2 separate regions of the Homo sapiens genome follow, and region 1 is linked to region 2. The links are chromatin contacts, found by Hi-C or POLR2A ChIA-PET in ENCODE. All regions are on one chromosome and are shown on one strand. The core of a region is the stretch at or near the end of the contact, and the rest is flanking DNA. Distances in the headings are between cores, read along the strand shown. Region 1 has its middle 5.8 kb from the start of VPS37B. Region 2 overlaps PITPNM2 (phosphatidylinositol transfer protein membrane associated 2).

Region 1 (2,700 bases), core at 184-2,683, 160 kb after region 2:
TAAGAGCAGAATAAACTGGTATCTTCACACATTTTCTGCCTAAGACGAGACATGCAAAATTTCACAGTGATTAGAATGTTCCAGATTTAGTGCCTGGATTAACACCTTCTGCTGAGAAGAATCTTCACTTGAAAAAAAAAGAAGAAAACACCCTGCATGGAATTCAAAGGAAAAAAAAAAAAAAACACCAACGTTATTTTCAGCACTACTAGGGGAAAGGTAAATTCAGGCAACACCTGTTGAATAGGTTTCAAGAGTTTTTGGAACCAGCTATGGGTCAGCTAATGTCGCTAAGGAGTTATATTGATTTGTCCTTAGCTATATGATTGCAAAGTGACACGTTCCATATAAGTAGAGTGTGATCTCTCTTGCTTTAAAAAAAAAAAGTAAGTGGGTAGGAGGGTGGATATGAATATAGTTGCTTGAATAAGCACTGAAAAAACTTCTGGAAGGAAACACAAGTTGTTAATGGTTTTTGTTTGACCCCCTTATCTACTATTTGAATTTTATTTTATGCCATTTTATTATTATTTTTGAGACAGGGTCTCGCTCTGTCACCCAGGCTGGAGAGCAGTGGCACGATCATATCTCACTGCAGCCTCCAAATCCTGGGCTCAAGCAATCCTCCTGACTCAGCCTCCTAAGTAGCTGGGACTACAGGCATGTGCCACCATACCCAGGTAATTTTTTTTTTTTCGAGACAGGGTCTCCCTTTGTTGCCCAGGCTGGAGTACAGTGGCACGATCACTGCTCACTGCAGCCTCGACTTCCTGGGCTCAGGTGATCCTCCCATCTAGTCTCCCAAGTGCTGGAATTACAGGCATGCATCACCACGCCCGGCTAATTTTTGTATTTTTAGTAGAGACAGGATTTCACCATGTTAGCCAGGCTGTTCTCGATCTCCTGACCTCATGATCCACCCGCCTCGGCCTCCCAAAGTGCTGGGATTACAGGCGTGAGCCACCACGCCCAGCCCGTACATGTTTATCTTTTTAAAAATTCTAGAACCGAAACAAAACTGATCACTGTGGCTACCTCTGGGACATGGGTTCAATAGGGTTTGTTGTTAACTTTTCAGCTTACACACTTCTCACAGTTTAGACAGTTTTTACAGTAAACAAACGTTATTTTTAAGTATTTGGATGTTAATTTGTATATTTTATTATAAATAGTTCAAATTTATCAAAAGGAATAGATAATAATATAAGCCCATGACTCAGTTAAGAAATTCAAGGTGCAAATTACTTTTGTAACTAAAGAAGCAAGCAAACAAAAACCTATAAAGGTTTCCTAAAAAAAAACAAAACAAAACAAAACAAAAAACCACCTTGAGAGGGTTTCAGTTTCTAGTTTCTCTCTAGAGAATTTGCAAACCCAATGCCTGGAAATCCTGTCTTTGTACTTTTACCTATGTGTAAACCAACTCAAGTGTTATAACCACTTAGACGTAAGGTTTTTCAACATTGTCAGGGTTCGAGGTGAATGTTAGAGCTGAGTTAATTTCTTAGTGGATGAACCTAATCTTCTTGAAACTGTCAGGCTTATCGCAATGCATATAAGCAGAGAACAGGCTGTTGCCTCTGTGGTTTATCTGCGGTGTCAAGGCAAATCAGGCAAAAAATGCTGCAGGGCCACTTTCTGAAGGCTATTTTAATGAGGAAAGCAAGGTTCTGGGACTTGAAAACAGTTGGGGTCCTCTCTAGGGGTGACCAGAGAAATCATTCATAAGGGAAGCAAAAGCTAAGTGGTCTTGCCAGGCGCGGTGGCTCACGCCTGTAATCCCAGCACTTTGGGAGGCCGAGGCGGGCGGATCACGAGGTCAGGAGATCGAGACCATCCTGGCTAACACAGTGAAACCCCATCTCTACTTAAAATACAAAAAATTAGCCGAGCGAGGTGGCGGGCGCCTGTAGTCCCAGCTACTCGGGAGGCTGAGGCAGGAGAATGGTGTGAACCCCAGGGGGCGGAGCCTGCAGTGAGCCAAGATTGTGCCACTCACTCCAGCCTGGGCGACAGTGAGACTCCGTCTCAAAAAAAAAAAAAAAAGTTAAGTGGTCTTGCAGTTGTTCTCCCTGGCTGGGTTGATCAACACAAGAGGTAAAAATAGCTTTATCACCTCTTTTTAAATATGAAATAATGATGCAAAACAGAAGCATTTTTGTTGAGAGATAAAAAAAAAGAGCAAGATTAAGACCCCCATCTTCCTTTAAGTAAATAGTAAGAAAAGTGAATTTTCAGTAACACTCCAGCAGGGAGTTTAGTGAAAATCAGGCTGTGAAAATCTGCCCTGCTCTGTTTCATGGCATATCACCCAATACATTTTTATTTATTGTGGGTTGGTGCAGCACGTAAGTTTGGGTTTGCAGGATTTTATTATTTTTGTTGGTGACCATTTTGGTTTTGCCAGTGATATTTAATAAACTCTTTTTTGTTTTTCTTGAGGTTGTGAGCAGCTACATTTACATTAGTTATATTCGTTTTCTTCCTTTTAGTTAAAAAAAAAAATACAAAAATCCTTGGCCGGGTGTAGTGGCTCACTCCTGTAATCTCAGCACTTTGGGAGGCCAAGGTGGGTGGATCACCTGAGATCAGGAGTTCGAGACCAGCCTGGCCAACATGTTGAAACCCCGTCTCTACTAAAAATATAAAAACTAGCTGGGTGTGGTGGCATGTGCCTGTAATCCCAGCTACTCAGGAGGC
Region 2 (2,700 bases), core at 64-2,563:
CCCTTCCCTGCTACTGACTTGCCCGATGACCTTGACCAAGTCCCTGTCGCTCTCTTGGTTTCCATTTTCCAATTTGGAGTGGGGAGAGTGCGTCTGTCTGCCTGCTGGCAGCGTTGCTGGGAGGGTCGAAACAGTGAGCAACGGCCCCAACCCTGGGAAGGCTGGCAATAATGCATAGTGACAAAATGATATCAATGATTTGTTTCCCCTAGTCCTGACTGTTTTGAGTGTGGGGACACAGTTCTTTAGCAGGGCTGATCCCCAGCATCACCATCACCATCACCATCATCATTATAGTAATAATAGCGGCTGCTGCTGTTGCTTGGGTGTTGTGTGCTGGGTGCTTTACATTGATTGTCTGTTAATTTATTCCCCTTACTACCCTATGAGGTGTGTGTGGTATTGGACTAGGTCCACATACCTATAAAATGAAGGTCCACATACCTTCACCTATAAAATGAAGAACTGAGGCTCAGAGAGTTTAAGTAACTTCCTTAAGACCAAGTGAGGGGTGGAGCTGTGTGATCAGAGCACCATTCTGATGTCAAAGCCTGAGTTCTGCCTGCAATGCTGTGACCCCTCCTCCAGGGGTCCCTGCTCTAGGCTTTTCCTTCCAGACCTGGAGCCTGGTCTCGTGGGGGCTGCTCTTGGCAGCCAGAGCATCCAGTAGGTCTCATCTGCATTCTGACCAGAGAGCCCTGGTGTAGGACAGAGACCCACAAGGGGCTCTGCCTCCAAAGAGAGCCCTGGGGGAGAGGGAGACGCTTCTGGGACTGAAGGGGCCACTTATTTTAGCCCCCTCTTTTAAATATTATGCATTTAAGCAACGTCACAGAACAGAGTCAGCAAGCACTTCCTAAGCACCAGCTGTGTGCCAAGCCCTGGGGGCTCCTGTGTGCCTCTCACCAAGCCCAAGAGGCCTGTTTCACTCAGACTTTGCAGGTGAAGAAATGCAGCCCAGCCAGGGGCGCAGGCCACCTGCCCAAGGCCACCTATCTAAGGCCACCGGCTGGGCAGTGGCAGTGCTGGTACCAGAGCCAGGTCTGCCTGGCATACCTGCCCCTTCTCCACACTGCAGAGATGAGGAAGCTCTCAACCACCAAGCCCTGCCGTGTTCCTCATTCCTGCCTACCCTTGCTTGCCCAGTCACAGGCCTGGAAACACAGGCCTTGCCCTGAGCAGGGGTCAGCGGGCCCTGGGGCAACACAGGTTCCGTCAGCAGAGCTGGGCTCTGCGTCCTTGTGGACCTATGTGCCCGCAGGCCTGTGTTATGAATATATTTATAGGCATTGCTGTTTGTGTGTGTGTGCACATTTGCTTTCGTGTGTGACTCATCTCTTTGGACTGTGTTCCCCAAGGTCACAGGGCCTGGTGAGTTTTAGAGGCAGAGCACATGTCACCCCTCATCTGTCCTGCATTGGTAGTGGGGTGAAGCAGGGGTGATATGCAGTTGGTTCACACAGATATGTGGTGAAAACATTGATGTGCAGATCCACAATTCCTTATCCTCAATTCCAAAATCCAGCACACTGAAAACCAGACACTTTTTTGTAACTCATTTGGCAGCAAAATTTTTCCTGAACTGAGGTGAGGCTATTTATAGTCCAAGTGAGGCTATTTATAGTCTTTATGTATTCTATATTCATGTCTTTCACTGCAGAGAGTTCAATGTATTTGTTTATTGGATGCTGCTGAGATATGCAGCTTTACCTGTCTAAAGTTCAGGATATTCTGAAATCCTAGATACATCTAGCCCCAAGAGCAAGAGTGCTGTACTTTTTTTTGCTGGTAAATAGCCTCTGCCCCTGCCCCGTCCCCCTTATTGTCCCTTCCCTGGGATTTCTGGAGCTAAGTGGGCAATGCTGTCCACAGGCACCTCCAGGATTCCCCCAGCCCCACAGCCAGCAGCAGTGCCCAGGGGTTAGATATTTTTAGTATTCCTGTGGGTGACAGAACACATCTTGGTTGCCAGGCATAGTGTTCTACCCCCTCACTGGACGTATTACCACCTCCCTTTACAGATGAGTAAACCAAGGCTCAGTTGCAAGTATCAGATCTAAGGACGGAGAGATGAGAAGTGCAGGCGCTGGACCCCAAACTTTCCCTTCCACCTGGCTGCCTGTCTGGGAGGGAGTCTGGGGACTCAGGAACCTGTCTCCCTGGATTTGTTGAAATGGGAAGCAGCAAGCATCAGGGTCCCAGGTGCACCGGAGGGGAGCAGACAGATGCAAGCCAGGCTGCTCTACTTGGCAGGGAGAAGGAGGAGGAGGAGCAGGGGCCCCTCAGTTGCTGCAGGGCCTCCCTAGGAACTTACCGCCTACCTCTACACCGTAGTTCCTGCTTCTCAGAGTCCCTTTGTTAGAACACCTGTGCCTTCCTCCGCACCCAACTCCATCTCTTCCCAGCAGCCAGCCCTCATAGCTGCTCCGGCTCTTGGGTCTTTCCTCCAGAACTCTCTGAAGCCACTGGCACATAGGGAGATGGCATAACTTTGTCCAAACTCTGTCGGCAGCTGTTCTTGGGGACCCTGCTAGCAGCCACCTTCTCCTACAACCTTCAGAAGCTCCCTTGGATGCAGGAGCTTTGTCAGGGCCTGAAAGCCCCAGGCTTCCCCCTTTTTCTGACTCCCCAGTGTACAAGTTCTTTCCCATTTCCTGTGAGACGCATCATCTTGTGATGACCAATGACTCCCACCATCCA

The links. A loop is a pair of places that touch in the nucleus more often than their neighbours do. ChIA-PET counts read pairs that join two places held with the same protein, here RNA polymerase II (POLR2A). Pooled maps may share reads with other maps.
Region 1: a loop to region 2 is called in a pooled map, with 2.2 times the contacts of the local background. The contact joins two enhancer-like sites. A Hi-C loop is called at or near these places in 1 of 168 maps with a recorded cell type or tissue (natural killer cell) and 7 of 50 pooled maps. POLR2A ChIA-PET finds 5 or more read pairs at or near these places in 2 of 52 experiments (activated T-cell and endothelial cell of umbilical vein).

What each region holds. Positions count from the first base shown.
Region 1 is chr12:122,900,569-122,903,268 of GRCh38, reverse strand. No RefSeq gene overlaps it. Among named protein-coding and RNA genes, the nearest start is that of VPS37B, 5.8 kb to the right of the region's middle. Within about 2 kb of position 1,433, at least 4 of the 41 ENCODE cell types and tissues checked have a DNase peak (open chromatin) inside an H3K27ac peak, as active enhancers do.
Region 2 is chr12:123,061,609-123,064,308 of GRCh38, reverse strand. The region is part of intron 2 of PITPNM2 (phosphatidylinositol transfer protein membrane associated 2); the gene reads left to right. Among named protein-coding and RNA genes, the nearest start is that of PITPNM2-AS1, 18 kb to the left of the region's middle. Within about 2 kb of position 1,313, at least 25 of the 41 ENCODE cell types and tissues checked have a DNase peak (open chromatin) inside an H3K27ac peak, as active enhancers do.